2 separate regions of the Homo sapiens genome follow, and region 2 is linked to region 1. A link is an interaction called in ENCODE POLR2A ChIA-PET data of the cell type or tissue named here. Cell type or tissue: OCI-LY7. All regions are shown on one strand. Region 1 overlaps TMBIM6 (transmembrane BAX inhibitor motif containing 6). Region 2 overlaps SPATS2 (spermatogenesis associated serine rich 2).

Region 1 (5,000 bases):
TAGAGGGGGCACAGTTGCCAGAAAATTAAAATGGCTTTACATGTCCTGATTTAATGTCTGAGTTTAAATCCTAAACTACTGATAAAGATTAAAGAGAGGAACAGGGTCCCTTGGACCACCTTGCTGAGCTGGTTTTTTCCTAATGTAATTTGTACCACAGCAACCAGGAGAGAAAATCGTTCTTACCTGAATGAAATGAGTGACCATATGGACATAGGCCCCTGCAGCCGCCACAAACATACAAAGGGCAAAACTTGCATAGACCTTCTTCAGGTGCTGCTGCGTTGACGGGGTTCTAAGAAAAGAATGTGAATAAGAGCAATCAGTCCCAGATCAATCTCATATTTAAGCTAAGAAGAATCATTTCTCTCTTTCCCTTCCTGGGAATATGTAAAAGTTCTGTTACAAATAGTTTGAAATACTTTTAGGAAAGCATATTACAATAAAAAATAATATTTTGAAAATAGGTTAACAGAACCTTAAATGCTGAGGAAGACCAAATGCCCAAAATTATGAATAATCAGTACCCAAACTAGAATAAATGCCTTTCCAATAACCACACAGCAACGTGTAGAATTTGGACATTTTCATCAGGTCCTCTGGATTCTGGCCAAGTTAATTTGTTAGCTTATACACACAAAAGTTATAAATGCAGAAAAGGGACAAAGAGATATGAAAAGAAATGCAGTACAAAACCAGTCAAGGTCAAAACACTTACATATGAGAAAATTTTAAAAGCGCATCAAAGTTGATCTTTCGATCAAATATGTTCATGGTTCCAGAGTCCGTGCAGCAGTCTCCACTCTGCAGAATAAAGAAAGGTTAGAGTCATTAAGTCATACAGAATCACACGAACAGCTTATAAAAAAAAAAAAAAGCAACATGTAAGTTCAGAAAGATGAAAACTTGCCTAAAATTCTACAGCCCTAACACAACCATTTTTATTTTTATGTGTCCTACAATATATTTGCAATCATAGTCAACCATCTTAAAGACGACAGAGGAATTGAATGCATCTTCTTCTCCCTCAAACTATTTTGTTACTATCATCTGATTTCTATTCTTTCAGGTGATTTGCCACTTTAAAAGGCAGTAAGTTTATAAAAGAAATTCTCAATTAACAATCTAGTTAAAGGAACCTAGACATTGGCACATAAAGCAATTTTATGTCATTGTTTCAAGATGCTAAAGAATTCCCTTGGCTGGGCATAGTGGCTCACTGAGGCCTATAATCCCAGCACTTCTGAGAGGCTGAGGTGGGCGGATCACCTGAGGTCAGGAGTTCGAGACCAGCCTGGCCAACATGGTGAAACCCTGTCTCTACTAAAAATACAAAAATTAGCTGGGTGTGTTGGCACACACCTGTAATCCCAGCTACTCAGGAGCCTAAGACAGAAGAATTGCTTGAACCTGGGAGGCAGAGGCTGCAGTGAGCCAAGACACGCCACTGCACTCCAGCCTGGGCAACAGGGCAAGAGTCCATCTCAAAAAAAAAAAAAAAAAAAAAAATTATCTCACTAGCAGCACCTCAAAGATAAAAAACAAAACTTTGACTAGTCTTAACAAAACAAACAAAAACTATAAAGCTGGGTCTGGCATTAAGACTTGCATTTTAAATATATGCGTATCAAATTTTCTTAACCTAACACATTTAAGAACTGAACTGAAAAGGACTCACAATTTTAAAAAAAGAGAGGTTCCTACCTCCATAAAAAAGGAATTTATGCAGAAAGGAGGATTTTTTGGGGGGTATTTTTTTGACAGTTTCAGAACCTTTCCTACAGAAAGGTTAGAACAGTACAAAGAATTCCTGTACAACCTTCACCCAGATTTCCTAAATGCTAATATTTCACATTTGCTTCATCTTCTTTCTATATAGCAATATATAGACAGATGTAAAAATATTTTTTCCCTAACCATACAGACACAGTGCTCCTAAACACTTCAGTGTGTATATCCTGAAAGCAATGATCAAAATCAGGATATTAATACTAATGCAATACTATTTCTAATCTGCAGACCTTATTCAGATTTTTGCCAACTGTCCCAATGTCAAAAAGGGCATTTTTAAACTGAACTATATCCAGGTTAGATCATATCAACACCATAAAGTCAAGTTCTTAAGTTTTGCTCCCTCCCCTATTTCACATGCAATCCTAAGTAAACGTGTTCAATCTACAGTACTAAAGATCCAGTCAAGAACTTTCATCTCTTCTAAATATAAATCCTCCAAACTCCTATCAGGGCCATAATGCCCATCCATTTTAAATCTACCAGAAAAGGAGGGGCAGGGAGGAAGGGATTCAAACATAAAGTTGTGTGAAACGCCACCTACTGAATGAAGCACTCTAATCAGCACCCAGCCCAACACTCAGAACAATTCATCTAGGTAATAATAAAAGTTACAGTCCCCAAACAAATTTCCTAAGGAATCCTGGGCCAGTGGAAAGATATAAACATCATCTGCTTCCTGAGGCTCTCTCCCACAAATGAAACAATCACAATGGCTGGCTTGCTTTCTCTGGTTTCTTCTTTCCTTCTCTCATTAACATCACTACTCACCTCAGAACTTTTGTTAATTCTGTTCTTAAGGACAGATACAGTGAGAAGCTGCAGAACCTACTAAGGTTGTTGCTCTCTCCTCTGAGTCACACGGATCTGGGCCCTCTTGATCTAGATGGTGCAATTATTGCAGGTTGTTACAAGGCCAACCACAGCCTTCCATAACCAAGATGAATATGACTATGTCCTCTAGAGAGCACACTTACAGCATGGCAGAATTCAGCACCTGGAAAGTGTCTTTGTTTAAGGTTTCCCATTAACACCCCTAATGACATCCCTAGACAGCACTTACAATAATACTGAAGCAACTTTCAGAGCCAAGTTTCTCAGTATTCACAACAGCAATGCTAAAGAACCTCTTGCTTCCAATTACAAGAATTAAAGAAAGGTAAGGGATGGAGCGGGGTGGATCCTCAAACGCCCAGGGGATTCTAAGAAAGAGGCAATGCTCATGTAACCAGACCCTGCTTGGCGGAATCTGTTCGAGGGGAGAATGGCAGAAACTCCCCTTTCTCAGATACTTCTCTGACGTTTCCCAGGGGGTACTGACTGCCTCTTTCTGGTTCTCTCTTAACAACTGTTGATGGAAAAACCAAAACCATCAAAGGCTGTGTGGGTTGGGGCAGGGGGATGAGATGTCAAACGGCAATTTCACTTTGATTTAATAGAAGCTTGTGGTTTGAAATCATTAAAAAATAACTAAAACTTCTGTTTTTCAATATCAGTATTTCAAAATTTAAAACAAAACATGTAACTACCAAATATTATAGACGCAAAAGGGCACAGCAATTTTATTAGCTTTATGGAGAAAAAAAAGAAACCTGGTAAAGCAGATGGTCCCTGACTTACCAGGGTTGACCTATCACTGGGAGAAATTGATACTCATTCGGTACACTCCTTGATTTGCGATGGCTTACATCTGGATACACCCATTGTAAATTAAAAATATCGTTGACTCAAAAATGACTTACAGGTTGGGCACAGTGGCTCACGCCTGTAATCCCAGTACTTTGGGAGGCCGAGGCAGGTGGATCACTTTGACGTCAGGAGTTCGAGACCAGTCTGGCCAACACGGCGAAACCCTGTCTCTACAAAAAATACAAAAATTATCTGGGCATAGAGGCACGCCCCTGTAGTCCCAGCTACTTGGGAGGCTGAGGCAGGAGAATCACTTGAATCCAGGAGGTGGAGGTTGCAGTAAGCCGAGATCACACCACTGTACTCCAGCTTGGGCAACACAGCGAGACTCCGTTTCAAAAAAAAACAAAAATGACTTACAAAAAGAAAAGGACTTACATTTTCAACTTACGGTATTTTCAACTTATGATGGGGTTTTCCAGATGCAGCCCCGTCTTGAGGAGCATCTGTATACATTTAATGTATATGACACAATGTACAGATGACAATTTCAGAAATGTTAAAATGTGAGAGGGAATACATAGGTCTTAGAATCAAAGAAATATGATAGTTTGCTCTAGAGCTGTTCCAAATAGACAAGAATATACAGATAAGTAATGAGATCAAACTGTTCTGACAAGTTTTGCCAGATAAAATAAACTTACCAAGTTTCAATCTTAGCTTCAACTAGCGAAGCTCAGAAAAGATACCTACATTTCAATGGCCGATATGCAAACTCAGCCAAACAAGATTAAGTTGCACTTAACTCAAAAATAGCAGCTCTCATATCAAGTATTTTCCATTCTAGGAGCAATCAGCTCTTAAGAGCTTGAAGTATTATATTCAGTACCATTAACCAAGTAACTCGCTAACATTCCAGAGGAGCCCACAGTTAAATGAAAATCTTTGTTTTAAAAAAACACATTAAAATGTTATAGTTTACCACAATAAAGAAAAAAAGTACATTACAAGCTGCTAAAAAATTCAATACAGCAGTCCTTTCACACCTCTAAGCCTATTACTTACTAATTCAATTCTAAAATAAAGAGGAGGGGTTATTTACATAGAATACAATGTGGATAGTGCCTCCTGGAGTTGTGGAAAATCTGCCTATACTGCGTTTGTAACTGAAAAGTAAATGTTCAGGTGTTAATCATAACCAAATTCCTCTAATTTCATTCAGAGCCTCCTGTTATGCCTTCATCCCAGGAGAGGAAAACCTGTCAGAAGCTGTCAACATGTCATGCACATACTGCTAAAGTTTTGCTGAAGTGTCATCATTCTGTGGTATCCCTGACCAGCCTCCTCTGCCAGAGCCATGCAAAAACAAAAAGCTAAGAGCTTAATACATAGCTCTCCCAAGAAAAAACTCAAGTAAACACAATTGTTTGAGTTAGATATTCCTGTGGTCTGCTTTTGCTTGGGAAGACAGGGACAGCAGGGGCTGGTAGGAGGAGACAGGCATTCTTAGCAGTGGACATCTAGGTCATGTTAAATGCCTTGTTTTGTTCTAGGTATCTCCCTTACCCTTGTCCTAAAAT
Region 2 (5,000 bases), 350 kb after region 1:
TGTTATCCTCACAGGTTTGTTAGAAGGCAGATGAAATTATATACACGAAAGTCGTCTAATAAACATTTATTTGGACTCGCCCTGTACTAAAAATGGTAGACATTTACGAAAAAGTAAGTTATCATTCAAGCTCAAGTCCCTCCTTTTTTTGAGACAGTCTCGCTCTGTCGCCCAGGCTGGAGTTAAGTGGTGTGATCTCGGCTCACTGCAACCTCGGCTAACTGCAACCTCTACCTCCCGGGTTCAAGTGATTCTCCTGCCTCAGCCTCCCAAGTAGCTGGGATTACAGGCATGGGTCACCACGCCCAGCTAATTTTTGTATTTTTAGTAAAGACGGGGTTTTGCCACATTGGCCAGGCTGTGTTTTAAACTCCTGACCTCAGGTGATCCACCCAACTGAGCCTCCCAAAGTGCTGCAAATTCAGGCGTGAGCCACGGTGCCCAGCCCAAGCTCAAGTCTCTTTTTGAGAGATGGACATATGAACAATTAATTATAACACAATGTGATCAGTAAAATGAATACAGATGTTGAATTCAGACATCTGGGTTTAAATTTTGACACTGTGTCAAAATTTAAGTGTGTAATTTTAGGCATGTTACCAACATCTCTGGAAATTATTAAAAAGATTATATATAAATATGTAAAGCATCTAGCAGGGTAGACTGCACATAGAAAATGAATGGTAGCTAATTATAATCCTCATACACACATGGTACAATGAAATAATAATAATGGGTTAAACCAGGTGCCACACTTTTTCTGTAAAGAGCAAGATACCAAATATTTTAGGCTTTGCAAGCCATACAGTCTGTATTGCAACCACTCAAATCTGCTGCTGCAGTGTGAAAGCAGCCATAGACAATACAAAAAAAAAAAAATGAGCATGGTTGTGTTCCAACACAAGTTTTTTTCAGGGACACTGATATTTGAATTTAATATAATTTTCATGTGTCACAAAATATTCTCCTTTTTATTCTTTCAACCACTTAAAAGTATAAGAACCATTCTTAGCTTGCAGGCCATACAACAGCAGGCAGCAGGCCAGATCTGACCTGTCCGTGAACAGTAGTTTACCAACCCCTGGTACATAGGAATGTTGGGGATGAAGACAGTGATCAGAACAGATGACTCTGTTCTCTGTTCCCCTGGGTAAAACAAGGTTTGGCAGTTGGAGGGGCAAAGACAGCATACCTGTGGCTGCTCGACACATAACTATTCTCCCCTATTCTCTTTGGCTAATTTCTGCTCATCTTTCAAGTCTCTATTTAAATATGACTACTCTAAGCAGGGCACAGTGGCTCACGCCTATAATCCCAGCACTTTGGGAGGCCAAGGAAGGAGGATCACCTGAGGCCAGGAGCTGGAGATCAGCTTTGGCAACATAGCAAGACCCAGTCTTTACAAAAAATTAGCTGGGCATAGTGGCATGCACCTGTGGTCCCAGCTACTTGGGAGACTGAGGCGGAAGGATCGCTTCGGCCCAGGAGTTCAAGGCTGCAGTGAGCTAAGATCACACAACCACACCCCAGTCTAGGCAACAGAGCAAGATCTTATCTCTAAAAAAAAAAAAAATGAAAAAAAAAAAAAGTCTGTAACTCTAGAACCTGTACTCTTTCCCTCCCTACCCCACCTAAGACTAATCTGATCCTTTCACTAGAGGCTTCCAAAGGACCCTGACAATTTCTATCATAGCATTCACCACGTTAAATTGTAATTTCTGGTTTAATTGTCTTCCCTGCAAGATTGTAAATCCATGCAAGCAGGAACTTGTCTCTTGCTCAACATGATATCTCTAGCATCTAGCCCAGTGCCTGGCACACAGCAGGTGCTAGTAAATATCCACTGGAACGAATGAATCTAGCAAAAGTCAAGTCTCACATCCAGCAACAGCTGTTTCTGGAACCTGTCAGGACACAAATCCTTAGGCAGGTTCCCTACTTCCAAATAGTACTTTACTCTCCCTTCCCAGAACACAGGTCAAACTTCCCTCTTCTACTCTTTTTCTTTGGCCAGATTTAAGGAATCTAAAGCTAATTCTCTTTGAAACTTCTTCTGTCCCTTCCCTTTCCAACCCTTGAGCTGAGGCCCCAAATTCCTTACTATAATCTTGCTGTCATTTCCCCAGCACCCAGTTTCCAGGATATTTAAGAATAGGGTACTAGGGGCAGGAAACAGGGAATAGAAAATCAATAAGCCATAACAGAGAATTCCAGTTTTGTTTGTGTGTGTGTGTGTGTGTGTGTGTGTGTGTGTGTGTGTGTGTGTGTAGACAGTGGCATGATCTCGGCTCACTGCAACCTCCACCTCCTGGATTCAAGCGATTCTCATGCCTCAGCCTCCCGAGTAGTTGAGTCTACAAGCACCCGCCACCACACCCAGCTAACTTTTGTATTTTTAGTAGAGACGGGATTTCACCATGTTGTCCAGGCTGGTCTCGAACTCCTGACCTCAGGTGATCCACCCACCTCGGCCTCCCAAAGTGCTGGGATTACAGGCATGAGCCACCACGCCCAGCAAGAATTCCAGTTTTTGAATCGCTGAAATAACAGCTTTTTACTTTTGACCACTTTGGCCCCAGGAGTAAATAAGAAGTAACAGAGCTCCAGCTCCTCCGCCTTTCCCTACACCTGCACTGCCAGAAGTAAAGGGAACGTCCACTCTGCAGCTTCTTCACTACCTCTGTCCTTCATGTGCTTACACTACAATTTGCCTTGAGACATCAGGACTAATGTCATCATGATGTGTCCCTCTTTACGTTACTCACCACGAAAATCCCAGGACTCTCAGGTCATTCTGAATCCTCAAACTCTCACCCCCTTTCTCCACTCCTCCTCAATTCCTGAAATCTTTGCATCATATCCCCTGGAACACATCAGCTAAATCCCCTATATCTTAAACCTCTTGTCTGAATGGTCCCTTCACTCTTTTGCTCCAAACGAAATCTAATTGCTCTGAAGCCACTGTTCTCTCTATAGTCCTATCCGTAGTGTTTTCTCTCTCACACTCTTATACCAGAGGGCCTAGAGGTTAGAAGAGGTAAAGTTATTTATCTTGTACCTAGTTTGTTTCCAGATAATTCCCCCTTCCTTCCTGAAAAAAGCCTCCTGTCAAACCATACCACCACTACCCCCTTCTTCTTTACATTCATCTGATATGCCTAGGTCACTTCTCAAGCCTTAAGCCTTGAAGACTTTAGTTCCTGGTTCACTGGGCTATCATTCCAGGCGATTTCAATGTTCATATAGATGACTGTTCTGATGCTCGCACCTCTCAGTTCCTTGACCACCTCTCATACGACAATCTCGTCCTTTACCCTACATTCCACTCACTCCCACAGTCAATACCCTAGACCTTGTCGTTACAATAATTATAGTCCCCCAACAATCTCAACTTCAGCTGCACTCTACTCTCCAATCACCATTCTGTATCTTTTCAGATTGCTCCATCTAGCACCCTAACTCTAAAAATCCTTTGACCCCACCAGGATTTATAAGCCATTGATCCCATTCCCCTCTTACATCCTCATTTTCCTCCTCAGCTTCAAGTTCAAGGTCCATCATTATAATCATTCCCTTGCATACACCTCAAGTCTCTTGACTTCCACTCTCATTTCATCATACCTGCCTGGCAAAACACCAACCCTGATTAAATACAACCCCTGTTAAGAAAAACAAAAACATTTAGGACATTCGGGAGGCAACTGGAAATTAGAAAACTAACAGCTGGGCATGGTGGTGCATGCCTATACTCCCAGCTACTTGGGAGGCTGAGGAAGAAGGATCAACTGAGCCCAAGAGGTCAAGGCTGCGATGAGCCGTGTTTGCACCACTGCACTCCAGCCTGGGCGACAGAGCGAGACCCTGTCAGACAATCAATCAACCAATCAATCAATCAATAAAACAAAAACTAGGCCAGGCAGGTGGATCATTTGAGGTCAGGAGTTCAAGACCAGCCTGGCCAACATGGCGAAACCCTGTCTCTACTAAAAATACAAAAATTAGTTGGGCAGTGTGCTACATGGCTGTAATCCCAGCTACTCAGGAGGCTGAGGCAGAAGAATCGCTTGAGTCTGGGAGGCGGAGGTTGCAGTGAGCTGAGATCGTGCCACTGCACTCCAGTCGGGGCGACAGAGTGAGACCCTGTCTCAAAAATAAATTAAATTTTAAAATAAAACAAAAACTAAAAAAGAAAAGAAAAAGAAACTGACAGGATATTTGATATCAAGGAATTGTTAAATCTTTTAGTATGGTAATGGTACTTTTTGGTAAGAGTTCATATCTTTTAGAGAAACATGAAATATTTAAGCACAAAATATGATGTTTGGGATTGCTTCAAAATAATATGGAAAAGTAGAAATGGTTGAGGGTACAAATAAAACAAGATTAGCAGTGAGTAAATATTTGTTGAAACTGGGTGATGAGTACATGAGGGCTCTATTTACTTTTGTATGTTTAAAATTTTCCTGAATAACATGTTTAAAAAAAATGCAGCTGTCCATCTACTCTATGCCTGCACCATGCAGCTAAATGTGGCTTTAAAAAGGAAAAAAAGAGCCAGATGCAGTGGCTCATGCCTGTAATCCCAGCACTTTGGGAGGCAGAGGCAGAAGGATCATATGAGCCCAGGAGTTTGAGACCAGCCTGGTCAACATAGGGAGACCTTGTCTCTACAAAAAATTTTAAAATTAGCCAGGCATGGTGGTACTTGGCTATAGTTCCAGCTACTTGGGAGGGTGAGACAGGAGGACAGCTTATCCCAGGAGGTTGAGACCAGCCTGGGCAACATAGTAAGACTTTGTCTCTACAAAAAAAAATCAAAAAAATTAGTCAGGCGTTGTGGCACATGCCTGTGGTCCCAGCTACTTGGGAGGCTGAGGTGGGAGAATCACTTGAGCCTGGGAGGTTGAAGGATGCAGTGAGCTATGCACCACGGCACTCAAGCCTGGCTGACGGAGTAAGATCCTGTCTCAAAATTAAAATGAAATAATAAAAATAAAACA

Evidence for each region. Peaks named below come from ENCODE experiments on the same cell type or tissue, not always from the same donor. Only the 100,000 strongest peaks of a DNase experiment are listed, where the experiment ranks them.
Region 2: POLR2A ChIA-PET joins it to region 1 with 7 read pairs; 2 of 35 experiments call an interaction of 5 or more read pairs at or near these places.

What each region holds. Positions count from the first base shown.
Region 1 is chr12:49,748,268-49,753,267 of GRCh38, reverse strand. TMBIM6 (transmembrane BAX inhibitor motif containing 6) reads right to left here. Exons shown (of 10, transcript NM_003217.3): 2 at 719-804; 3 at 187-295. The coding sequence starts at 774. Among named protein-coding and RNA genes, the nearest start is that of TMBIM6, 9.2 kb to the right of the region's middle. In OCI-LY7, a CTCF peak has its summit at 2,349; a DNase peak (open chromatin) is centred at 2,717; H3K27ac peaks cover 1,322 bases.
Region 2 is chr12:49,400,863-49,405,862 of GRCh38, reverse strand. All of the region lies in intron 2 of SPATS2 (spermatogenesis associated serine rich 2), which reads right to left. Among named protein-coding and RNA genes, the nearest start is that of SPATS2, 36 kb to the right of the region's middle. In OCI-LY7, no CTCF peak of the experiment used is centred here; no DNase peak of the experiment used is centred here.